5 separate regions of the Homo sapiens genome follow, and all the other regions are linked to region 5. The links are chromatin loops, found by intact Hi-C in ENCODE. Cell type or tissue: Caco-2. All regions are shown on one strand. Region 1 overlaps LRMDA (leucine rich melanocyte differentiation associated). Region 2 overlaps LRMDA (leucine rich melanocyte differentiation associated). Region 3 overlaps LRMDA (leucine rich melanocyte differentiation associated). Region 4 overlaps LRMDA (leucine rich melanocyte differentiation associated). Region 5 holds the start of LOC124902462 (a long non-coding RNA gene).

Region 1 (5,000 bases), 150 kb before region 5:
TCCCCCAACCTCGCTGCCGCCTTGCAGTTTGATCTCAGACTGCTGTGCTAGCAATGAGCGACACACGGTGGGCATAGGACCCTCCGAGCCATGTGTGGGATATAATCTCCTGGTGTGCCATTTTTTAAGCCCATTGGAAAAGCACAGTATTAGGGTGGGAGTGACCCGATTTTCTAGGTGCCATCTGTCACCCCTTTCTTTGACTAGGAAAGGGAATTCCCTGACCCCTTGCACTTCCTGGGTGAGGCGATGCCTTCCCCTGCTACTGCTCGTGCACAGTGCGCTGCACCCACTGTCCTGCACCTACTCTCTGGCACTCCCCAGTGAGATGAACCCGGTACCTCAGTTGGAAATGCAGAAATCACCCATCTTCTGTGTTGCTCACGCTCGGAGCTGTAGATCGGAGGTGTTCCTTTTCGGCCATCTTGGCTCCTCCGTTATTATCTTTACTGTTGCTTATTTTGAACAGGCCTACAAGCATCTCCTGGTGCACATGACCTAGAGTTTCTCTTGGAATAGAGTCGCTGAGTCTTTAGTTATGCATACTTTTAACTTTACTAGAAAATACCAATCTGTTTTCCAAACAGTTGTTCTAGTTTAACATTCCCACCAGCAAAATAGTAGAGTTTCTGTGTATATACATTTTCTCCAGCACTTCTTATTGTCCAATTTATTATTTTTGAGGACAATTAAGTGGGTGTAAAGTGGTATCCCCTAGAATTTTGGTTTGAATGTTCATCTTCCCTTAGGTGATTTTTCCAGAACTGGAATTCTGTATCTCCTTTGCACTAACAAAGCAGTAGATTACTGTAAAGCTATAAAACACAAATTAAATAATATGATCATCTGTAATGCAGCAGTCAAGGAGTGATTAGGATGTGCTGTGAGGACGGAAGAGAAGTCATTCTTACAGTGCAGTAGAAAAAGCCTTGGTCTTGAATCAGGAGAGTCAGTGCCTGGTCCTAGCTCTGTAAGTGATTGGCTGAGTGACTCACATGAAAACCTCATTTTTCAGTGTTTCCATTTCCTCATCTGTTATTTAAGGGTGTTGATCACAGAGAGTATGCTCTGGTCTACATTTTTGTCATTTAGTAAATCATAATCATCACATTCTTTTGGGTGTTTCTTTAAAGCATTTGGCCTCCATTTTCTCAGGTGATATTTCCAATACCTAAGTAATGTAGGCAGAGAAAAGATGAAATAAAAGCCTACAAATTTTGGCAGGGGTCTCCGTAGTGTGACTGTGGGGAGACCAGGAAGCTCCTCAAGCCCATAAATATCTCTGTTCTGGCCTCCCTTAGAGCCTAAAACTCCACAATTACTGTTTCACTGCTATAGTTCTTGAATGCCTTTGGGTCTGTTGGAGTCTTCCATTAAAATGCAAATGTCCCTGGAGGGGGTGGGGAGAGCCTTTAAGCTCATTATCACCTAAATCTTCCACAGGGATTAATTGATCAGATCCTTCCCCATCAGACACCTGGTTGGAAACAGAGCCTGTGGGAATGGGCACCTGGTTGATGAGGGGAAGCCCTGGGAGGGAGAAGAAAGGTTATAAAGAGAGAGGTGGACCAACCAGGGCTCCCTAGGGTTTGGCCATTTGCTGCTTCCCACAGGCTCATCTCTAGCCAGAAGCTCAAAATCCAGCTGGTCAAACACACTGGGCTACTGCTGTCTCCTTGGGGGGAAGTTTCCTCTTAGAACTAACTAAAGGCTGCCAACCAGCGGCAAACCCTCCTGTGTCTGCAAATGGCTGCCAAAAGCCCCTCCGCGCTACACACTTCTGTGGCAGATGCCTCTGAGCAGCCTTCTTTATGAGTCAGTGCTAAAGCCTAGCCCAGGTTCTAATGTGGCCACTCTGAGGCGTGGACAGGCCTTGTCAAAGGCTGGGCATGCGTGTGGGTGCCTCATCTGCTTTGTTTGACATCCAAACAACTCTTTTAAAATGTGGCTCTAGCCCCACCTCACAAAGGGGGCCTGAAGGGTGTTGTGGAATGTGCTTGGACCTGCTCTGTTTTCTTTCGGTCACCCACACAAAAATGTGCCTTCCCCTCCCCTGCCAGGAAACTCCCTCAGCAATGCATGGTTTTGCCTCCGCTGACCCTGGCCCCTTAACATGTCAGAATGTTAATAAAACACTACGGCTGTCATAACGCAAGGTTAAATGAAGTCTTCACAACCTGTCCATTAAGCGGATGTTTGTGTGTGTGGCTTTCTGCAGCTTCTCTCTGGATACAGCCTGTCTCAGTTTGTGGGCAGTCGATCGAGCCTTGGGCCTTTGTCTTTGTTCACTGTTGTGTTTAAATCCCCCCCATTCATTAATCATCCCTTTGCCTATTTATACCGGTGGCAAGGATAGCGAACACACTTAACGTCTGCTTTTGTTTTGGTGGCACCCTTTGTGAGGACCAAGGCAGAGCTAATTATTAACTGCGAAAAGACGTTAAAACTTTTAGATAAGCGCCAAATGCTGCATCCACTGAGACGCAGTTTTGTTTAAACCTTCGAGAGCTTGCGGCCAAGCAACTGGGGTGGCTTTATTTAGCTTTGAGTCCAGGGGAGTGATGCCAGTGCTCAGATAATTAATAGAGGCTCTCCATTAAGACCCAGCCGGGCAGCAGAATCCAAGCGCCCTGTATGCACCTCTGAACACCCAGCTGGGTCATCCAGACCTGAGCAGGCACAGGCAGGGGTGGCAGCTTCAGACGTAGGGCTCAAGGGGGCTCCTCCAACCTATATGTTTACATTTCCTGTGTACATTTCCTGTGAAGATCTTCGTTGTCAGCTTTTGGTGACTTTTACACCCTCCAGTAGGATCCTGATTTTCCTTTGCTGTTGGACATTTTGTGGAGCCAACTATTTTAGGTACAGCTATATCAGCTTATTAAACAGTTATGCGGCTTGCTACTGTTCTTCTGAAAGAGGTCTCCCCGACCACGTTTTCTAAAGCAGTTGCCTAAGCCCACAGCCATCCCTCAGTTACCTCTATTCCATTACCCAGTTTTTTTTTCCCCTCCAAGGCATCTGTCGCTATTTGAAATAATCGTATTTGTTTGTATTTCTTGTCTGTTTGATACTAGAATGTAAACCTCTTGTATCCTTTGCACTTAGCTCTTGATCGTCGCCTGGCACATATCAGGGGCCAAACAGATATTTATTTTATGTGTGGGGGAGGAAAAAAATATATTTCCCTCTACCCATTCTAGGCTCATTGGCCAGGGCCCTGTAAATTAGATTGCCAAAAGATAGGTTAACAAGAGAAAAGTATTTTTTGTTGTTGTTGTAAATTTTATTTTTGAATTGCATTTTTTCCTGCTGATACATGAAAAAGCAATTTTTTGTTTTCATATTATACACAACATCCTAACTTAACTTTTGTTTATTTACTAGTTTGCATTTCTTAAGTAGACAGTCATATTATCTACAAGCAAAAGATTTGTTTCTTCCTTTCCAATCCTTATAGTTTTTATTGCTTTTTCTTATCTTATTACACTATATAGGACCTCCAGTGTAATGTAGGATAAAGTAGTAATGGAATTATATCCCAAAAGTTTTCTTAAAAATAAAGAAAGCCCACATTACTAGTTTACCCACATAATAAAATTTCTTAGAACCACATAATAAAATTTCTTAGAACATAAAATTCTTCGTTTTTAAGTATCCAATTCATTGGTTTTTAGCATATCCACAAGGTTGTGCAACTGTCACCACTATTCAATCAAAAACATTTCCGTCATTCCAAAGAGACACCCCTTAACCATTTATACTTACTCCCAATCTGCCTCTTCCTTCAGCCCCTGATAACCTTAATCAACTTTCTGTCTCTATAGATTTGCCTATTCTTGGCATTTTATACAAATGTAGTCATACAACATGTAGCCTTTCATGTCTGGCTTCTTTCATTTGGCATAGTGTTTTCAAGGATGATTCTTATTGTATCATAAATCAGAACTTCCTTTCCTTTTTATGGGTAAATAATATTCCATTGTATAGATATACCATATTTTATCTATCCATTAATCAGTTGATGGACATTTTGGTTATTTCTACATTTTGGCTATGATGAATAATGAATAATGCTGCTATTAATATTTTTTGTATACGTTTTTGTGTGAATATGTTTTTCAGTATCTTGATTATATACTTAGGAGTGGAATTTCTGGGTCATATGGTAACTCTATGTTTAATTTTTTGGGGAACCACCCAGCTGTTTTCCATAGGTAGTGCCATTTTACACATTTCCACTAGCAATACATGAGAGTTTCAATTTCTCTACATCTTCACCACTACTTGTTATTTTTTCTTACAGTGATCCTGTGGGTGTGAAACAGTATCTCTTTTGGCTTTCATTTGTACTACTCTAAAGACTAATGAAGTTGAGCATCTTTTCATGTGCTCTTTGATTATTTGTATATCTTCTTTAAAAAACTGTCTATTCACATTTTTTGGCTTTTTTTTTTGAGACAGAGTATCACTCTGTAGTCCAGGCTGGTGTGCAGTGGCGTGATCTCGGCTCACTGCAACCTCCACCTCCTGGATTCAAGCAATTCTTCTGCCTCAGCCTCCCAAGTAGCTGGGATTATAGGCATCCGCCACCACGTCCAGCTAATTTTTGTATTTTTAGTAGAGACGGGGTTTCACCATGTTGGTCATGCTGGTCTCGAACTCCTGACCTCGTGATCTGCCCACCTCGGCCTCCCAAAGTGCTGGGATTACAGGCATGAGCCACCACGCCTGGCCTTTTTTGGCTATTTTTAAATTGAGTTATTTGTCTTTATATTGTTGAGTTACAAGAGTTCTTTATATATTCTGGATACTAAACCTTTATCAGATAAATGGTTTCTAAATATTTTCACCCATTCTATAGGTTGTATTTTTGGTTTCTTGGTAGTATTTCTGATAAACAAAATTTTTAATTTTGATGAAATTCAATGTATTTATTGTTTTCTTTGATGGCTTGTACTTTTGGTGTTACATCTAAGAAACTATTGACTAATCCAAGG
Region 2 (5,000 bases), 590 kb before region 5:
ATCTAATTGATAATTCATAATATTTTATTGTAGTTTTTTAAATGACTGAGAGTTATCTGTCTCTCCTTCCTTCCCTTTTTCCCTTCCTCTTCCCTCCCTTTTCCCTCCCGCCCTCCCTCCTCTTTCCTCCCTTCTTGAATTATAAGCACTTGATTGATCATAGTTTTGGAAGACCAATGTCTGCTCCATATGAGTAGTTTAGAGAATGTAAATTGTTCATTAAATCATTACAGTCTTTCAGTATTGTTAACAACATCAGTATCACAATCATCTACTTTAGAATCACGAATGTTAGAATCTATCAGTGCTAGAAGAGGCATGCTGGAAGATGCAGCCTTCCAGTGGTGAAGGAGCCTCAGGACCCACTGTTGGGGCTAAGCACCTGCTACAACCAGAGCAGCTCCACTTTTAGGGTTGCACATGAATTTCCTTTCTTCTTTTCTTTTGAAGTAAACTCTACTGCTACACAGTTAATCTAGTCTACCTCCATTCCTCCCATAGATGAGGATACTAAAGCTTAGAAATGTTAAGTGACTGACATCTTTTGCAATTCTTTGTCCCCTGAGGAGAGATTTTGAATTGAGGGTGGCACTTAGGTCCTTGGCGATATCATGAGCTGGCAAATTAACCTTGGAAACCTTTTATCTTTGGACTTCTTATGTTGCTATATAATAAACCCTCGTTGTTTATGCCACCCTTAGTTGGGTATTCTGTTACTTGCAATCTAAAGCATCCTAAAGGGTAGAAAAATCTCAGAACAATGCTTTTTGTCCAATGCATTTGAATTAAGATCTGCTCAAATGTTTCTTTGCCTGCAAGACTCTCTTCAACACTCTGTGTTCAATAAGACAAAGGGGGAACTACAACTCTGACATTGATTAAAAGTGTTGCATACCTTTAGGTTCAAGCTAGTGGGTGGCCTCAGCTTCCATTCTGTGCATAGGAAAGGAGACCATGGGGGTTCGATGGTGCCACTTGGGAGGGCCCTCCTCCCTGCCTCCTTCTCATGTGTCTCTTTTGCTCAGGTCCATCTTCATAAATGGTAATTTCAGGAGCCCATTTACTCCACATAAAAGGTGAGTGACTCCGTTTATAATAAATCTCAGTGTGGTGTGCAAGCTATCATTCCCTTCATTTGACCTTGGTGGAACAGGCTGATGGGGCAGCGAAAAGTATGATATGAAAAATGAGGGAGCACAGCAAAGTGAGCAGTGAATCAGTCTTGTGTGTGATTAGCTGTGAAAAATCTCACCAACATGACTCAGAGTCACTTTTTCTTTTCTCTCTTTTCCCATCCCCTTTCTCTCTCCCCATAATATCTCACCAGCCACCCCTCAAATGAGCTTTCCTGCATGTGACTGCCATGTCTGCACCAGTAGCCCTCAGATCCTTACAGGGCTTCCTGGATTGTGAGGTCTGGGCTAAGGGAAATTAGGCTCAGAGGAGGAAAATATTTTGGGGCAGGGGGTTGGAAGAGGGCTAGTGGAGCTCAGCTGAAGCCTTGGGGAGTCCCCCCCAGGGGCACGTTGAGAAGATGTGAGTGTGACAGAATGACTTCAGCAGGCATTGTAAATCTGCAGTCATACCTGAGGACTCAGTGACTCATGGTTGAGGTCTCCATCAGCTCCATTTGCAGAGTCAAGCCCTATAAAAACAGGGCGATGGGATGGTAAATCAGGCTTCCTGGGGAATCGTGGGATCCTGCAACAGAAGGCTTGAGCACATAAAACGGAAGCTTGCCTTTAATGGCACGGCCCTTATTGCCACGCTGCAGAGGCCACCTTGGTGGCACAGCGAGGAGCTTTGGGAGGAGAATTTCCTGCTGCAGCTTGTCTCTTCTGGGGATGCTGTCCTTCGATGTCCTCTTGGTGTGACATCTGTGGGCCAGGAGGCAAGGAGGGTGATGAGTGGCTGTAGATGCTCCATGTGGTTAACCTCACCAGATGACTTCAGCTACCTCATTAATGTCCCTGCACAAGCTGCAGTTGCTGCCTTCCTCCCCTTTAAAACAGAGCACATGTGTTCATCTTCAGAACCAGCAGAGGGTAGAGTGTTCATGGAAATTGGGCCCCTGCTAACAAGTCCTCTGATGGGAATGATGGAAATATTCTTTGTTCATTATATAGTCTGTAGCATGTATTTTCTGACCACCGAGTAGTTCATTAGTTCAGCCATATCGCACCAACATTTGCCCTACTTATTGGACATAACATTAATTATGATTATTTTTAGATTTTTAAAGTGTTTTATTGCCTCAAAATGTAGTCCCCAGCTAGTGAGGAAGGAAAGCTTCCTAGTGGATGAATTAAGTGAGTTTATAAGAGTGCTTTGTAATCTGCTTTTCATTTTTTCCTGTATAAATGGATACTGATTTTTCTGAAGGTGCTCAGACATGACCCTTCAATCTTATTTGCACCATTTACTATCTATCAATTGTTGCCACAATGATGCTGCTTGACAAAATGCCCCAACACCTAGTGGCACTCGATCAGCAATTATTATCATGCTCACAGTTTGTGGATTGGCCGTGGAGACTCTGCTTCATCCTGCAGGTCTGTGGGTTGGTTGAGCTGTTCTCTTCTGGGTGTTTCTATTTTGTCTGGAACCAATGGGCTTTCCAGGCAAGTTGTTCTCAGTTCAGGTCAGAGACTTGGAGAGGGCAGAGGAAATATGTGAGGCCTCAAGGAAGGCCTAGACTCAGCCAGCCCATTGTCATTTCAGTCTACATTCCAGGACCGAATGAAGTCTTGTGGCCAAGATCATCATCAGTGGGTTAGGGATAGATACTCTGGTGGTAGGAAGTACAAACTCACAAGGCAGAGGGCCTAGGAGCAGGAGAGTGAAGAATTGAGAAGGATTTCATAATGCACCATTATTTGTTTATTTAGTCAACATGTAATTTATGAAACACTTGTCATGAGCCTGGTTAGGTTTTCCATCAGAAATCAGACAGAATTCAACTTCAGCCTTTTCAAAACTTCCAAATGTGTTAGGTGATTTAATAAGGTTTTACTGTAAAAACAGAGTAGGTATTTAGTAAAGGTATAAAAAATTAAAAGTGGAATTTGAATACATAAGAATAATGAGTTGTTGAATATCACTTCCATGTTTGTGTGTTCTTGGTTACTATAGTCATATTAACCGTCATGTTAATGAGTGGTTGTTGTAGATACAAAGGATAAATATCTAAAAGAGGACAAATATCTCAGTCAATAACCATTTACTCCTATCCTGGGTCTTAGTTGTTAATTTCGGTTATATGACTTGAGCTTGTAGAATAAAGTGAAGCAGATTAACAAATCATCAGAAAGATCCCTAAGAGAGTTAAAAAGAAAAACAGATTAGGGTAAATTTTCATTTGGCATTAATTTCCCCAAAGATATAGTCCTACAGCAAACATTGCAAGATTGACAATTGTGTAATAGATGCATAACATGTCCAAACAGTTAAGCTGTTCTTCAATTAACACCCAGCCCTGTCATGCCATATGTACTACTGAGTTTAAGAAGGATGCAGATTTGGCAGAAGTCCAGAGGAACCATAGCAGTAACAATGATTGGTGAGATGATGTATCTGAAGAGCTTTTTGGGGTTGGCATTATTTGCCTAAAGAAGAGAAGCTTGAAGGATATTCCTCAGGTGTACCAGGAGTGGTTTTGTGTGACAAGGTAACCAGCTGTTCTCCATCTTAACCATGATGTGAATAAAAAGAAGTTTCACAATTTACCATGTTTAAATTAAGTTAGACCTGCAGAGAACTTCTTTCACTTGTTACATTCTGTAGTGGTGTCCCAGAATTGTTTCTTAGTCGTAGAGTATTTCTCCAGGGTGGATTTAATTTTTAACTTTTGAACAGGAAAGAGGTTATTTTCCCTAGAGTTGGTCATGTGTTATTCTCCCTGGGGGCCAAGAAGCAGAATCTTTCTGAAAACCTGTTTCTGGATGTTGAGGGAGAAGGTAGGGTTTGCACAGCATTGTGGGATTGTGGGCTGAGGTAATGAAGTGTTCCGCCTCCTGTTGCCGTGGGATGGCCATGGCCTACCCAGTCTGAGGGGACAGCTTGTCGGTTCTATTACAGAGAGCAGTAAAGAGTCTTTAAGAACTTTAATTTCCACAAGAAATGGAAGGCCTACTTTCCCAATTACTTTATAAGCTGGATATGGTAGGAGATAATCTAAGAGTTTTGCAGGGGATGTTCCCTGGATGTTTTAATGTTGGATGGTTCACGTGGAGCCCTCATAATTCAGAGATTGAAGCCAAAGTGCCTCTGTGTACCTAAAGTACACATTTACAATATCTTTCTTCTCTATTTAAAATAAAACCCAAAATTTAACAAGAGAAACGGCAAACTTCTTGTGTTGTTTTCTACTTAACCCTGAATTACCATACATCATACTCTAAGATTGTTTTCCTAAATTTGCAGTAATATAGATTATTGAGTCTATGTCTTACATAATCCAAAATTTGAGAATCCTGAGACGGCACATCAAATCTTAGTAAAATAAGAAAATTATATACATGGGAAGGAAGGGAAAATAAGCAGCAAATAAGATGGGGTGAAAAGGAGGCATCGTGGCATTACGGAGAGAACACACGGGCAGGAGACTGAGGATTTCATTTCTCCATCACTAATTGCATAATCTTATGTGAGTCACTTAACAACATATCGTGATTCTTCCATCTATGAAATAAAAGGCTTGCATTAGGTCATCTCATGATTCTCTCCAGTTCTAAAATTATTTCATGCATAGTCTGTGCTACATCTTTCTTGGAGAAGCAGCTTTGTTTTCCTGTGCCCATTCTGTGAGTGGAAATGCCTTCGAAGTTTACTTTTTAGCGAGCTTAACAGAGTAGTCTTCAGGTTAGTCAGTGAAATTGTGTCGACTTCTGAATTCAGAGTTGTGAACATCAGCACTTAGACCACTCTTCCACTCCTTTGCTTTGAGCCCAGTCGGTGATTAAATATAGCATCTTTTGCTGTGGATTCAGAACTCTGTCTCA
Region 3 (5,000 bases), 250 kb before region 5:
TACACATTCACTGCACAGCAACTGGTTGAAGAGTGGAATGGTAGGCTGATTCTCTAGCACATTTAAATTTTTTATTCATTTAATCTCTTTATTTTTTACTGTTGGTTTGATGAGTGCTCACACTTGTATATGGAAAAGATAGATATGTGCTTGATATAGTTCCATTCTATGGTCTGTAAGCAGATCCGCTTTGTCCTTCCTCGAGTTTGTGCTCCATTTGCCACTGAGAAATTTTAGGGTTTTGCAATATGACTTTTGATTCTGGAGTTCCTGTGGCATTTGTGTTTATACAAAACAATGCAGCTGCCTTTTTTTTCTTTTGGTAAAACATTTTCCTGGCCCTTCATCCACAAAACACGAGGTTTGCCTTCCTTCTAGCTGTTTCCCAGAGCCTAATAGTAGAGCCTCTATGTAAATTTATGTGACGTTTTCACTAGAAAATTGCTTAAAAATGAATGCTATTTCTAGAGTTTACTGTTTTTCACTTTAAGTACATTTTCTGACAATATGTCTTCTATTAATCATTTAAGCAATACTAGGAGCCTTAAAGGAGTGTATTCAGAAGCAAGAACCCATGGTTCATTTAGTGCTGTCTGAAAAAAATTCTTATTGATTGGCATCCTCTGTGGTTATGTGATGTAATATTTATAATATGTCACCCAGGCATACATCAAAACAAGTGTGTCTGTTGTTTCATTTCCATGGGAGATGTTGATTTCAAAGAGGTCAGCCCAGTTTTTAGGTCACATTGTGGCCAACCACTGGACCAGAAATGGGAAGTGACTCGATTTATGTAGTTATTGGAAATGGCATCACAGAGCTTGAGTTTCTGTGGAGTCTTTCCTCCCCTCCTCCCAAATTCACCCTTTTCACTTCCTCACTTACCCCCTGTGCACCCAGTTGGATTTTCTTGGCACACATCCCCACCATAAAACAGGCTCATTAAATTTATATGTGAGCATGAACATACAACCAAGTTGTTGAGTAGCACCCTGGCCCCACTGGGGCAGGAGCAGAACTGTGCCTGGGGTTTCTCTTTGCCATTCATCATAGTTCATGGCTGAGAAATGTCCATGGCCCTGTTATTATAGGAGCTTAAACCTGTCTGTGATTTTCAGTGTGTACACACCATGCTGCTATTTTGGGATGAATGTGGAATGGAGGTGAATGTGATAATCAGCAGCCTCCAGGATTTGGGCAGGAAGAGAACAGCAGTGCAAGACTTGGCCGGAGAGACCACCATGCTACTGAGAAACCACTTTAGTGCCCCTTGTGGATTTCAACGCTAGCCAAAATAACAAATCAATATGGGAAAGTTGGGTGCCCAGAATGGTCTATTTCTTGTCTTCCCTTGCCATTGCTTTTTTTGTTTTTGCTACAGAAAGAACAATGGACTTGAAGGTTAACAGTAGACAAGTCTGGACTTCACCTTTCAAATAAGGGAGTTGGTCTCATGGTCTTTTAGCTCTTCCTCTGTCACTGAACCCTCTGTCGTTCATCCCCTCCTGCCACTCCAGTCTCTGGTTGGCCTTGCTTTACTCCCTCCTCCCTGTAGGGCCTTCTGTATTCCTTACAACTTTCAATTATTTAAAACGTGACACCCTTTCTTTGTTCCCCTGCATGGAGCAGCCCTGGGGCCTGCCCAGTGTCTGCAGCACTCAGCCAAAGGGAAGGAGGGAGGGACCCTCCGCCGTCTGGTCGCTCTGGGCTGCCACCATTTCCCAGACGAATAGGAGCTGTAAAACTTGTGGCTTACATAACCCAGTGAGCATTCTCCAGCTAATCTACAATCTGGGCTTTGAAGATCACAAGAAAGCAAAGGTCACGACCCAGAGATCAAAGTGACAGAAGCCCACAGAGTAATTGCCGGTTACTCTCTGTAGAGGGCCTTGGTCTGTCCTGTGGGTGTATTGTTTGCACAGAGACTTCAAACATGCTGCCGGTGAACTGTGAGGAAAATCAGCTGGCCTCTGCCAGTTGTCAGGCATTCATGAATGCTGTAGGTGAGCTCACCTCGGCTCATTAGAGTGAGATTGTTGTCATCTCTCTGAGCATCTGCAGTTATTCCACTCACACTGTTTGTTCATTACTCTGTGGTCTTTATTGACTTTCTCACAGTCGTCATTTACTTGGAGGTGTTGGGGGTGGTTATATAAGGAAATTGGAATAACAAGAAAGGACGACATGGACATTTTTATTGTAAGTCAACTTTGAGCCACGTAGAGTTCAAGCAAGGTAACATTTGAAAGAGGCTTAGACATCATTTGGCCCATCCCCTTCACAGCATAGATAGAAAAACTGAGGCTCAGAAAGGCAGCAGAGACTGAACCAAGATCACAGGGCAAGATACACTCAAGAGTCTGGCCTCTTTCACTATGCTATTAGTCCCCAAGCTTTTTGTTACAAAAACTTGCCCTCCTTTTATTTTTCTCCCCAACACTTTAAAAACTTTGATCTCTCAAATAGGCTGCACTGAAGCCATTGCTAAGTTTATTATTATTATGAAACATATACGTTCAGCAGTTGATCACGGCTTCTGTTCAGCATGAGGTAACCAGTGCTATTAAATGGAGTTAATGTAATCTAGTCAACAGTGAGGAAGCATGATGTTTTGTTGACGGACTCATCTATCCCATCAAGCTTTGTGAAAGATTGAGAATGGCTCACAGATCACCCACTGCTGCCTTCAGGGGTCTCAGGTAGCGCATCAGTAGCTTGTACCATGTCTCACTGCCTCCAAAGAATAGAAGCAAGAAGGCAGCAAGAAATAATGCAAAGAAGCATAGACTGCCGTAAACGGAAGAAAATTTTAAAAACGAAACAAAACTCTAATGACCCCATGCCCAGTTCCCTCAAGAATTGGAAACTTGGTACTTCTTGAATAGAGTGTCAGAGAAAAAAACATGTCAGCCAACCCCATTCGCAGACCGTGGAGGCCCATCTGAGCTTTTCTGTGGTTGTAAGGTGTTCCTGGGGAGCAGCCATTGCCCTGGGGGGAGCAGCCATTGCCCTGGGGATAACAGTTACAGGCAGGGGGAAAGAACATCCTCCTCTCTCTCTCAGGTCTGGATGAAAAATGCCTGAGTGTTGGGACTAGAGCAGAGAAAATTGATTTTGGAAAGAAAGAAAAAAAAGGTATTTCTCCTGTTCCTTTTCTCCTCCTAGCGGTTTTAGCTCTCTCCTTAGAGGAGTCCTTTAAGCAAATGGAACATTCTATGTGAGAAGAAAGAGGACCTGAAAAGCTCAATGTGCTGGTCTCTCAGATTTAGGAAATCTGTTTCCAGACAGAGACAAATGGGTCTTTAAGCACCTTCCCAGGATCCCTGCTCTCCTCTTGATAACCCCACCTTCTGTATCTCAGCCAAGAGCACCTCTGACTCTCACCCCCACCCCTCACCACCCCCAGCCTTGGGGGCTTTCCCCTAGCCACCTTGAGAAGGTCAGGAAAATTGGAGTTGCCCTCTGGAGCTAGGGACGTGAGACTTAGAACTTAGACCGATCTCTTTTCATTAAGCAGTGCCCTGGCTTAACAAGCAGTTTTATAAATCTGAAGCTGTCTCCGGGTGTCGCAGGATTTATAGACGGGGGTTTCTGCCATAAAGTGGTTTATGATGGCTGCCTTCTGTGTTATTAGTAGCTGTCTCTTCCTTCAACCATTGCTGTTTGATAATAGCCTTAAAACACCCAGAATTACTTACCTGCAAACCCTATTCCCGATAGCCCCTGTTGACAGTCTGAATAAGTTTAGTGCCCTTTTGTTGTACTTTACCTTCAAAACAAACTGATTGAACCATCAATAGCTCGTGGAAGCTGACAGAGGGATGTCATCTGGACTAGCCCTTGTGATTGCAGGTTATCTGGGGGAGTTAACCTTCCCGCATTGTTAACTGAAATGTTTTATGTACTATGCAACTTTAGGATACGGCTGTGATAACCCCAGTAACTAAGTAATACATCACAGTAAAGAGATTTTGGTGCAACAAATAACCCAGGATTAAATTTACAAGGGTTGAATTGATATTGTAAAAGCCTTCATTCTGTGGCTTTGGGAATCCTCTCTTGTATTTTTATGGCAAACTTGTATTACACTCAGGATTGAAGCTGTGCCTTTTGACACCCTGACATGACCTAGAACAAAGGGAAATAGATCTCCCAGGACCATGAAAGGACAGGCAAGCAGGAAGCCCACTGACTTATCACTTGGCAATAATGTTTGGAGCGAGTTCCAAGCCACCAAGGGGCAAGAAGATCTGGCAGACATGGCCACTGGCTGGGTTCTGTGCACTGCAGGCATTGGGGCAGGGCAGCCCTTAGCAGAACTGGAAGGAGACCCTTTGCTGCCTCACCACCCTCCTAATTTCAAAGCTATTATTCCTCATGGTGTTATTTTCACGAGGACATTGGTTCTCAGCAGGACTAGCAGCATCAGCATCACCTGGGGACATATTAGAAATGTAAATTTCAGGCCCAGTTCCAGAAATACTGAATCAGAAACTCTGGGGATGGGGCCCTGCCATCTGTGTGTTGGGAAGTCTCCAGGAAATACTGATGCCCACTGAAGTTTGAGAACCACTGTGCAAGAATAGAAGCTCACTGAAAGAGCACAGATCTTCTGCATTGCTTTTATCTCCTCATGTTGGTACTTGACTCAGGTCCTGACACACAGTAGCTGTTCCATAATTATTGTTGAACGAGTGAATGTATGAGTAAGTAAATGAAAGAAGACATCTCTATGGAGGAACTTTGGACCCTGGGCTGAATCTCAGATGGAACTATTTGGGGCAAGTCCTCCTAGTGTCCCTCACACCTCTCCAAGCAGCAACCACTTGGAAACCCAGGCTGGCCCACGGGATGGGTGAAAATCATCCCTCATTTCAGGGGGTGACTGGCAGCCTGTGTCATGGGCTGTCTCTTCGATTGTATAAGAAGAGTGATCTGAAAACAGCAGCTCTTTGTCATCTAAAATTTTTAACTAGCTTAAAAGCCAGCACCTCTGTCTC
Region 4 (5,000 bases), 110 kb before region 5:
TTCAAGTTGTCTTCAAGCTCCTCTAGGGAGGATGAGTGGATGGAAGGGAATGTTTTATCTGTATTTGTAGGGAGCTTCCTGAGACTCCAAAGGCTGGAATCCTGTGACTGAAACTTGTTACAAAGAATAAAGTAATAGAGAGGTGTTCAAACCCAAGAGGAGGAGGATGGTTCCCAAAATTTCTCAGTTCTTCATACCCTTTGTTTCTCAGTCATTTTTTTTCACAATGCCTCTAGGCGAATGATTGCATGTACACACACACACACACACACACACACACACACACAGTTCTGTTTATTAAGTAGTTAGATCCCAATAAGTTAATTTATGTCTTAACAGCTTAGTAGCCATTTGAAAAAATAGGTATACATTGAAAGAAAATGTTTTTATTAGGCCAGGCGTGGTGACTCATGCCTGTAATGCCAGCACTTTTGGAAGCTGAGGCGGGTGGATCACTTGAGGTTGGGAGTTTGAGACCAGCCTGCCCAAGATGGTGAAACCCCATCTCTACTAAAAATACAAAATTAGCTGGGCATGGTGGTGTGTGCCTGTCATCCCAGCTACTTGGGAGGCTGAGGCAGGAGAATCGCTTTGACGCTGGAGTCGGAAGTTTCAGTGAGCTAAGATTGTGCGACTGCACTCCAGCCTGGGTGACAGAGCGAGATTCTGTCTCAAAAAAAAAAAAGTTTTTATTCTTAAATAACCAAATTAGTTACCAGTGAGATGTGTGTACCTGTTGGGTACTGCACAGCATCACAAATCTTGGAATCAGGTTGGACAGTACCACCCTGTTTTTGTGTTCCCCACTGATTTTCATGCAGTACTTGCTTTTTATCACAGCAACCACTGAAATCTCACTTTTGAAAAGATATGGCATAATCAGAAGGAATGTAGCATGATCTAATGTTGACACTGAGAACTACATTGACCTACTGGTTTGCAGAGTGACAGATGTCATGTATTGCTGTATTTTCCTTGAAAATTTAACATATTTCAAAATTAAGTTCAAATTAATTTAAATGTCCCACAGTGTTCCTATGTGTTTGCTGTGGTGACCCAGGGCCCTTCAGCATACAGCTGGGAGCCTAGATCCTGAGCACAAGATGCTCTCAGATAATCCAAAACCTGGAGGAAAGGAGTGCTTGTCTAGTCTCCTGTCCTTATAGTGGCTTTCAGGCTCACCTCTGACCCACCACTAAAGGAAGATGCGCCCTGCACACAGTGCATCAAATTTTATGATTCTAGAGGGTGAAGTGAAATCTGGCTACGCACCGCAACTAGTAGCCCTGCACTGGGTTCCTCCTTGGTAGCCAGCTCCAACAGGTACTGTGGGACTTGTTTCTTGTGCTAGCATAGCCTCGACCTCAAGGAAGAAGCAATCTTGGGGAGACTGTCACAAGCTCAAGGTGGACAAAGATTCTCTGTCTGAAGGCTCACAATTCAAACTGGTCATTTTTGCAGAATGCTTCTCTTTCCTCGGCACAAATGAGAGAAATTGAACTGGATTAAGTAATTAAACAATGATTACATTTAATTAAATTAGGATTTAAAAAAAAAATTTCCACTCGGATTTTTCTAAAGTGGCATCATTTTCAAGCTGAACAAGAATACGCCCTGGAAGTACAGGAAAAGACTTCTGTGCAAAATTGGCAACAGAATCCCTAAATGCAAGTTCTGGGGGTCTAGGGATTAAATGAGAATAATTTAAATGGGAAAAGGCCACTTTGCCTCCAGTGGAATGAAAACCTTTTTCAAGGTTTACATTTCTGACAATTTTGGTAAATCTTCATGTTTTGATTTGACTGCCAGTGACTGGACATTTTCCTTTGGAGGCCTAGGGCCTGAACACATTCTGTCAAGTTTATTATCCAAGGAGGAGATTCCTTTCAGTCCCAGATGGGTGTGTGGTAGCAGGTGGGAATTGCCATTGAAAAGTTGGGAGACCCTAAATCTCTTTTCATCAGATCTGAATGTTGGTGGCAATATAGAAATGCATTGAAGTGTTTCTAACAAAGCTGCCCTCCCTGCCTAGCATTCAGAGGGGGAAAGAGGGTATTTTGCACCATGACAACAGGTGACCTCTATTTGGAATTGTCAACAAACATTAATAGGCCTTCCAAAACACATACGCTGTAATATAAGGGATTGGTTGCCTGAAGGGAGGGCCGGGTATTCAGCAGCACTGGGGCAGCTCTTACAGGATGTCAGCAGACGTGGTTAATTGGTAATGATTAGGGCTGTCTGCAAGCTGATTCCCTAAGTTTGGTGAACACATAATTGTTGTATGTAACCCCGAGCGGCTTTGCTCTTTCATCTATATGAAGAGATCAGAAAAGAGAGATTTACGGCTTAGGTTGCCCCAAGCCACACATAGCAGGCTTAATTTTCCTTTCCAAGGGAATTTGAAGACTGCTGTTGTGACTAGTTCTCTGTGGCTTATATGGTATGTTGAGGTCACCTGCGAGTTTTTGTTAAATGATTGATTGACTGAAATTAATTATTCTGTCAGAGCTGTAATGGCGGTAAGATGGGGTGCACTGATAAATACAAAAGCTAAAGTGATTCTTATAAATGCACTATGTCTCTTTCTATTTAAATAAATCAGACAGAATACATAGATCCTGGATGGTGTTGAGTGTCCCCTCCCCATTTTCCTCTATAGCCCTGAGCTGTTTTCTTTCCAAATCTGAAGCTTTGAAATGAGCGGCTATTTACTCAATTTAACTGCAGGATATTTGAATCCTTTGTCACTTCATTCCTTCTAACCTTTCCCCAAACACCTCAGCCCCTGATAAGAGGCTGATGCCCATGACTGCCTTAGATTAAATCAACTGAATTGAGAGTCTGTGTTTGAGCTAATGGCTAGGCAACTTGGGGAATGTGGCTGGTGAGTTGGAGAGTGGATAGAAGGCAGGTGTTTGCTTCTAAATGTCAGATTTCTGAGGCATGGAAACCACCCTGTAGGGCCCTTTTAGGAGGGCAGTGAAAGCAGCTGTTTAGTGACAGACTGTCTGCAGTTTGGGTCCTTAAATCCCATGAAGGGATTCCAGTGGCTGGTTAAGGAAATGCCAAAATGACTCTTTCGATTACCTTGCAAAGGGCATGAGATTATTTATAAGTGATGTATCCAACTTACTTCCAAGTCACTGGAAACGATCGTTAGAAAAAGCCTTTTCCCACACAGGCCCTGATCATGACAAAGGTTCCAGGACATCTTCTGGGAGTGGCACCAGGTTCAAAATGAGCAAGAACACATGGGAGGTACAGAAAAAGACTTGTGGGCAAATTGGCCAAGACAGCAGAATAACAAACCCAGGTCTCGCGTGCGGTATGCCTGTGGGGAAAACATCTATGGAGTAGGGTCGTCTAGTCCTTTGTGTAAGTGTGAAAAACTTGTTGGCATTGGATAGGGTGATATGCTTCCCAAGTCTGTTACCAACACTCCTAAGTTAAAAGTAAACAGCAGTCACTTGCTTCCTTGGTTCTTAGATTCTAGTGTGCTCTTTTAGAATATTCTAGAGTGCTTGTTAAATATGCAGATTCCTGGGAACCACCTCCAGTGAGTCTAATTTCTTAGATATGACACAGAGCTTGGGACTCTTCATTTTCTTCAGTAAGTTCCATGGTGATTTTGGTGCAGATTGTCCCAACTGTCCAGTTCTTTATTTAACAATTGATCAGACCAGGGGCCAAGAGAAGAAACTACAGCTGTTCCATTTGACAAAAATAGCCCTCCAAAAGGCCTGCGACTAGTCAACATGCAGATGGAACTTCTTGAGTTTGAGTAATTTTACGCATCTTAAGATCAGCCCTGGCTATTTCAATGCCAATCATCTTGAGGTATACCAGCTATTGAATGCATGGCTCCCTGAATATCTCAGAAAATGAAATGGTTAAAATAGGAGGGGTATTGAAAATTGCTGTTTCTTGTTGATAGTTAAAATTTCATTGGCTGGATGTGATTTAAGCAGCAACATAAGATTCATTTAAACTGTCATAAATTAAGACATCCTATTATGGAGGGAAATTTTTTAGAAATCTTTCCCAGCAATTTCTAAAAAGAGTAGGACTAACTTGGAACTCTTTGTAGTCATTCCTGCTAAAGGTAAGAATGGGCGTGCTCTCTCTAGTCTATTACCCTGTGATTTAGTTAGGTAGAGCTCAGACTTGCACTGCTCCGAACAATGTGTTGTGAAGTTAAATTGAAGGCCTGAAAAGGTATGCATATATCCCACTACTTTATGAACTCTGTGACTCATAATGCCTTACAATATATTTGAAAGCAAATTAAAGACTTTATAAAATGTTTTTAAGTATGCCCCTCCTCTTTTAAAACATTTATGGCTTCTATAAATGCTATATAAAATGCTTTGGAGAGTGGTCATCGCTGGACTAAGGCTAGGTTGCATAAATATTTAGTTAGAGATATGAGCGTGTTTCTTGAAGCTGTACATGTGTCGGAGTTTCCTTGCTGTTCCTGCAAAGTCAGGCCTGTTAGCAATGTGATGGAAGATAAAGGAAGCGGGGAGCCAAGATGGAAATGCATATTTGCCATCGCAGGGGATAGTGCTCCATTAAAGTATCACTGTTTTTGTTTCTGTACTTAAAAAATTTAAACATGTCTTTGATTGCAGACTGTTTTCATTGTGTCATTTTAAATAATAATTAGGCTCCCTGCTTCAATCATTCTCTTTTAAAGTGATTTCGGAAGTCCATGACTGGAAAGATCCGGTATTTAAAGGAAAGGCACCTCTGAGGCTAACAACTGGTGGTGTCATTTGACCAAGAACTTTCCCAGAAAATTCATCTGGGGATCCTTAGGCTCTTTTAGAATATTGAGTTTTGTTTTATTGTTATTTTTAATCCCAAATACACCAGATGTTATTATTATCGCATATCTCTGGGAAGAGAAGAAGCTAAGATGAATGTGCCCTTATTTTTTATGTACTTCTAGTAGCTGTGCAATCTTCAATGACAGTGAACAGAATATATGCCCATGA
Region 5 (5,000 bases):
TTAATATATGCTTTTGGACCAATCAAATTTTGACAATGAGGAGGAAATCCATGCTATTTGTTTTTTTTCCTTCTGGTTAAGATGTTCAGGAGAGAAATAGCCCTGCCCTCAGTTATATTAAAAATTTAAAAAATTACCATTTCAATTGTTGATACAAAGTATTTTTGAGGTCTGCAGAAGACACAATGCAAATTTTATTAAGTTACCATTATCCTTGTCAGTGAAATTAGAGCATGTTTCTAATCAGTATCTTCAGCAATTACAGACAACAAGGAAATAACTCATGCTGTTATATGAAACAGCTTATAAATTTTTACATACATGTGAGAGGAATCACTTGGAATCCAAAGCTGCCAAGAGGAATAATTAGGAACCACAGAACAGATCTTGGTAATGTGACAGCAGCTTCTAAAACATCCCACAGGACGAAGAAGCGCAAGCTGGCTTGACCTATATCTTTAATAATACAGATCATTGCCCTTGGATTGAGGCTAAAGGGTAGGACCAAGTGCTTGCTTCATCACGTTTTAGGAAAAATTGCCAAAGTATATTTATGAATTCACCACACAATGGCCTCTTGCTTTGATTATGAACTGACGGATCTCTCTAAGTAGCAACTCAGCATGCAAAATTTAAAACAAAAAAACCCACCACAGAGCATAATTTCTTATATTCTGTCATGCTTGGCAAAAAGTATTATGTAAGACCCAAGTAGACAAATGGCTGTTAACAGTAGAAATAACCTTTTGTTTAATTAGAAAATAGGAGCTATATGGGATAATAAAAATGGTTACTGATGCCCTCTGTCACTGTTTAATAAATACGATCGCGCTAGAGATAATGGGAAGTGTTATTTATTTGTGCAATATCACAGACTTGGTAATTGTTCATGTTGTTGAGCATTTTCCTGTGTGGAGATCACAGTAGTTTTAGAATTTGTTTCCTTTGATCTAAGAAAAGGAAATAGCAAGTTGTTTGCTTAAAATGTTCATGGCCTCCCTAGGCTGGAGTAAAGTATCTGCATATTTTTAGCCCCTCAGTTTTGAGGACAGAATCTCTGTGGCGTTGTCTGATGCATATTGAGAACTGGTGCGTTATTTTGAACTGGCTCTATTTTTTTTTTCCAGAGCGCCCTCAGGTGCTCATGGAACATACTTCTCAGCAATGCCATTTCATGTTCAGTTCAGATTTTCCAGCACAACTAAATTTAGTAGCCTTGCTGGAGGGAGGAAGTGGAGCAGAGCTACCTACCTGAGGATGTGTTCATGGGAAGAGAAAAATCTCCCTGTTGCTCCATCTTGAGAACCAGCATATGGGATGAAGATCAGACTGAATTTCCACAGCATGTGTTTCACTATCTTCCCTGGGGGGTGGTAAGGAGAAAAGGCTGAAGGTGTTGGCCATGTTTCAGGGTCACTTCCATTTTGTGTTTACTGTGAACACTTTAGTTGTGAGACTGTGCCATGTATTTGGGGTCATCTGGCTAGATTTATTTCATTGCACATGGCAGTTCACGCTTGGTTTCTTTTTTTTGGGGGGTGGTGGTGGGGATTCTGTTTTCTTTTGTATTGTGATTGCTGGAGTGGATACTCTTGTTTCTTGCCTTTTAGAGAAAATGTTTGTGGTTTGTGATATTGGATGATTTATTTCTTATTATGGCAACCTAAGGATTTTTCACTGTTGACTTTGGTGATTGTGAGATATTTCCTCAGACCCTGAACTAACACTTGATTCTTCTCATACAGAGAAATCCACAAAAATGAGATATGGCACAAATTTGTATAGAAGTGTTTTGTGTGACCACTTATTTCTGCAAGTCCTAAGTAGCCCTTTCTAGAAGGTTTCCATGTAATACCTTTATAAAAATATAGACAGTTTGTTAAAAGGAAAACACAACGCAACAAAACCCCTTTTCTTCACACAATTCATTTTAAGCTTCAAAATCCCTGAAAATCCCCAATCTCCTTTTGCAGTCTGGTTCCCACTCTAACTTTCCTCATCTCCCCCTGAAAGAAAGAAAAAAGCATTTCTTCCAGGGACTGATAAGTTGTAGGCCGATGCTTAGCAACAGCATTCCTGTGCTTTAAGTAGCTGCAAGCCCCTTGCTGAACTCTTTGATGTGACTGTCAGGGCAGATTTATTTTGTTTTAGCACATTGTCTACTTGTCCAGATGTATCAGGAGATAAAAAGGAGTCATGTTTACACTCCTCCCTTTTTTTTTTTTTTTTTTGGAGATGTAATTAAATCGTGTTTTTGATGAGTCTTGGGGAGCTCCAGTTGAAGAAAACAGGAATTGGCTGGAGTAAAGGGAAGAATGAAAACTTGCTTGGCAGAATGAACACCTGACTGCGTCAAAAAATAAAGCATAAGTACCAGCTGGCGTGGTTCTGTGAAGCTGGAGGTTTTGTTCTGAGTCTTTTGTTCCACTTCTGTGGAAGTCCAACCAAGAAGAAGGGAGAGGTGCCCGTCCAGCGCTCACTTGCTGGGCACTATCTGTGAAACCTCTAGCTCTCAGTGATCTCTTCTTTCTTACTGCACACAGGCGCGCACATGAGGCCTTAACTCCCTTCTTCCACTATCATTTAGTGGGTAGTACATCTGTGATAGATAGTTGTCAATCTAAGCTAATAAAATTGTTGAACTCCAGTGATCTTGAATAAACAAATCTTCACCGAGCTGGATGAGTTGAATTCCCTGGGAATGGGATTGCCACTCTTTTTTTTTTTTTTTGGTGATCAGTTTTTTAATGTGCACATTTAGTAACACCATTCTGAGTTCTATTAATGACCTGCAGTGAGCAGTGACAAGCAGGAATATGACATTCAGTACTGCTGAGGACCTGCCAGGCAGCGGCTAACACGCTCGCTTTCATCTGCAGCTCGGGAGACACTCTATTTGCATCCTAAATAGGTTACACTACAGCACCCCCTTCTGCCGACTGAGCTGTGTGACAAGAAGGCCTCACTACAACTCAGTTTTCTCCCCTGATGACAGCCCTGAAGGCCCTTTCACGGCTTTCTCTAACCTTTCTAGCCTTCCCCTTTGGTCCCTGGAGGAGCACAACAGTGACTAATGGTGTGCGTACCTGCACTCCTGGGGGCTTCATTTGGATTATACTTTTAATTACTCATTCATCAGAGGAAAGGAACAAAAACCATCCATTGAAGGAGACAGAAAGATGGGTATAACAAAAAGAAAGCTGAGCCAAGCAGGTGCTACCTTAGATCACTCCTGGCTGGGGTCCCTCCTGCCAGATCCCAAATCCCAGACAGACGCCACTGAATGCATCTTAGAAACTACAGGCTTGGTTTTGTGTTTCCCATTTGTAGCCCAGTCTGAAGTACAGGAAGGAGGTTTTCCTTTGTTTGTTCTAAACACCTTTTGGATGACTCCATTTGGCAGAAGCGCACCTTAAACTTGTAGTCCTTTCACATACGAGAAATCAACTGGGCTCTGCTAGAAAGGGGTGTCCACATGGGGAATTTTGGAGGGAGGAACTATGCATGCCACCTGTCCAACACTGAGAAGCCCTGTTTGCAGGGGTTGGGGTATGGGGTAGAGAGCTCCCATCAGAGGACAGTGCAGAGGCTGACTTAGCCTGGGAAGATGTGGACTTATTGTTATCCTCCACCCTTGGAGGCCAGGGAATGCTATTTGTTCAATATTTTAAGTTCATTTAATTTACCATTTAGTATTTATCGAGAAGATACTATGGGCCACCCAGGTGGAGTAGGGCGCTGCCCTCAAGGAGCAAAGTGTCTAGTAGGGGGACAACTCAGGCAAAGCATGTTGGGAGGGAGTTAGGAAGGAAGACTAGGCTTTGCAAAGATCTCCAGCAGGATGGGGCACAGTGCCCTGCGGGAGCAGGAGAACACCACGTGATGACTCTCAGGGTGAGGAGTGAAGGCAAAAGAGAGGCTGAGAAGGCAGGGGCTGGGGCAGAGGGCCTTCTAGGAAATGGATGGTGCTCTTTGCTTACCCCAAGAGCAAGGTGAATCACTACGTTTTTAAGCAGAGAGGCCCCAGTTTCCTTGTGAATCTTCGTGGAGTCCTTTGAGCTCTGTAACCATCTGGGTTACAGGTCTTCTTTGTGTGTCTCACTACCATGCCTTACCCTTCTGTAATCTGTCTGTGCAAGTGCACTTGCAGGATAAACCCAGGAGCTGGAGAAAGCAGAGGAGTTTCTGTGGCCGTGTTTACCTTTCAAAACCTAGGAATCCTGGATATGGAATAAGAGAAAAGAGGGCTTGTAGCATGTGTGGGCCCTTTCTTGGGCCCTTTCTATCTTATAATTGGTACAAAAGACAGTAGATGGTAGAACGGAGTCAGGAAAAATGTTGGAAAATGTTTTAATGGATGAAAACTCATTTGGAAAGTAACCTCAAAACATCTTTTTTCTTTTTCTTTTCTCCCTCCCTTCCTCTTTCTTTCTTTCATGGTCAGGACATTGGACTGTCCTGAGCAAAACATATACCTAGAATGGGATCTCCCACCCAGGGTAGGTTCATGCATACTTTGTCAGTGACTGAGTCCCTCTAGACCACAATGTGTTTGAGAGTTGAAGACTAAGATGGGCACAGGGTAGTGTTTCTTTAGAAAATAAACTTAAATTTTGCATTTCCTTTGGCTTCAGGGAGAATAAGGCTGCTAGAATGGTTAGAAATATTGCACAGGACATCAGACTTACTGATTATGATACTTGATTAGTCATTTTTCTTGTAGTAATCATATATTTGGGTCTGGAATCTCTCAAGGAAATAGCTTCACACATATGTATACGTTTAGATGAATGAAACTTTTGATGTTAACAGTTATTGATAGTATAAAGCAAATAAAAAAGGCCTCTTTCAAGAACGGCTCTGTGAATAATTTACAGAAAATTTTGAAAAAAGAAAATAAAGGAGAAAAGATTTTTGGGGGTTATTTCTCAAATGACTTTCCATCTATTAAACTATTTTCCACCATTTCCCTTGGCTCCAATCTACTATATTAACTATAT

What was found. A loop is a pair of places that touch in the nucleus more often than their neighbours do. Peaks named below come from ENCODE experiments on the same cell type or tissue, not always from the same donor. Only the 100,000 strongest peaks of a DNase experiment are listed, where the experiment ranks them.
Region 1: it touches region 5 in a loop (6-fold over the local background); 2 of 110 quality-filtered maps call a loop at or near these places.
Region 2: it touches region 5 in a loop (3-fold over the local background); 2 of 110 quality-filtered maps call a loop at or near these places.
Region 3: it touches region 5 in a loop (10-fold over the local background); 6 of 110 quality-filtered maps call a loop at or near these places.
Region 4: it touches region 5 in a loop (10-fold over the local background); 3 of 110 quality-filtered maps call a loop at or near these places.

Annotation. Positions count from the first base shown.
Region 1 is chr10:76,148,402-76,153,401 of GRCh38, forward strand. The region is part of intron 5 of LRMDA (leucine rich melanocyte differentiation associated); the gene reads left to right. Among named protein-coding and RNA genes, the nearest start is that of MIR606, 600 kb to the left of the region's middle. RefSeq lists an enhancer at 1,141-2,049. In Caco-2, no CTCF peak of the experiment used is centred here; DNase peaks (open chromatin) are centred at 1,950 and 2,660; H3K4me3 peaks cover 281 bases.
Region 2 is chr10:75,715,706-75,720,705 of GRCh38, forward strand. The region is part of intron 2 of LRMDA (leucine rich melanocyte differentiation associated); the gene reads left to right. All of the region lies in intron 1 of LOC105378367 (a long non-coding RNA gene), which reads left to right. Among named protein-coding and RNA genes, the nearest start is that of MIR606, 170 kb to the left of the region's middle. In Caco-2, a CTCF peak has its summit at 2,023 (motif pointing right); no DNase peak of the experiment used is centred here.
Region 3 is chr10:76,049,444-76,054,443 of GRCh38, forward strand. All of the region lies in intron 4 of LRMDA (leucine rich melanocyte differentiation associated), which reads left to right. Among named protein-coding and RNA genes, the nearest start is that of MIR606, 500 kb to the left of the region's middle. RefSeq lists an enhancer at 1,565-2,098. In Caco-2, a CTCF peak has its summit at 1,877; a DNase peak (open chromatin) is centred at 1,778.
Region 4 is chr10:76,188,684-76,193,683 of GRCh38, forward strand. All of the region lies in intron 5 of LRMDA (leucine rich melanocyte differentiation associated), which reads left to right. Among named protein-coding and RNA genes, the nearest start is that of MIR606, 640 kb to the left of the region's middle. In Caco-2, no CTCF peak of the experiment used is centred here; DNase peaks (open chromatin) are centred at 2,268 and 2,818.
Region 5 is chr10:76,300,999-76,305,998 of GRCh38, forward strand. All of the region lies in intron 5 of LRMDA (leucine rich melanocyte differentiation associated), which reads left to right. It overlaps LOC124902462 (a long non-coding RNA gene), which reads right to left and starts at 4,018. Exons shown (of 3, transcript XR_007062203.1): 1 at 3,981-4,018; 2 at 1,252-1,363. RefSeq lists a silencer at 2,733-3,027. In Caco-2, a CTCF peak has its summit at 2,953 (motif pointing left); DNase peaks (open chromatin) are centred at 2,083 and 2,903.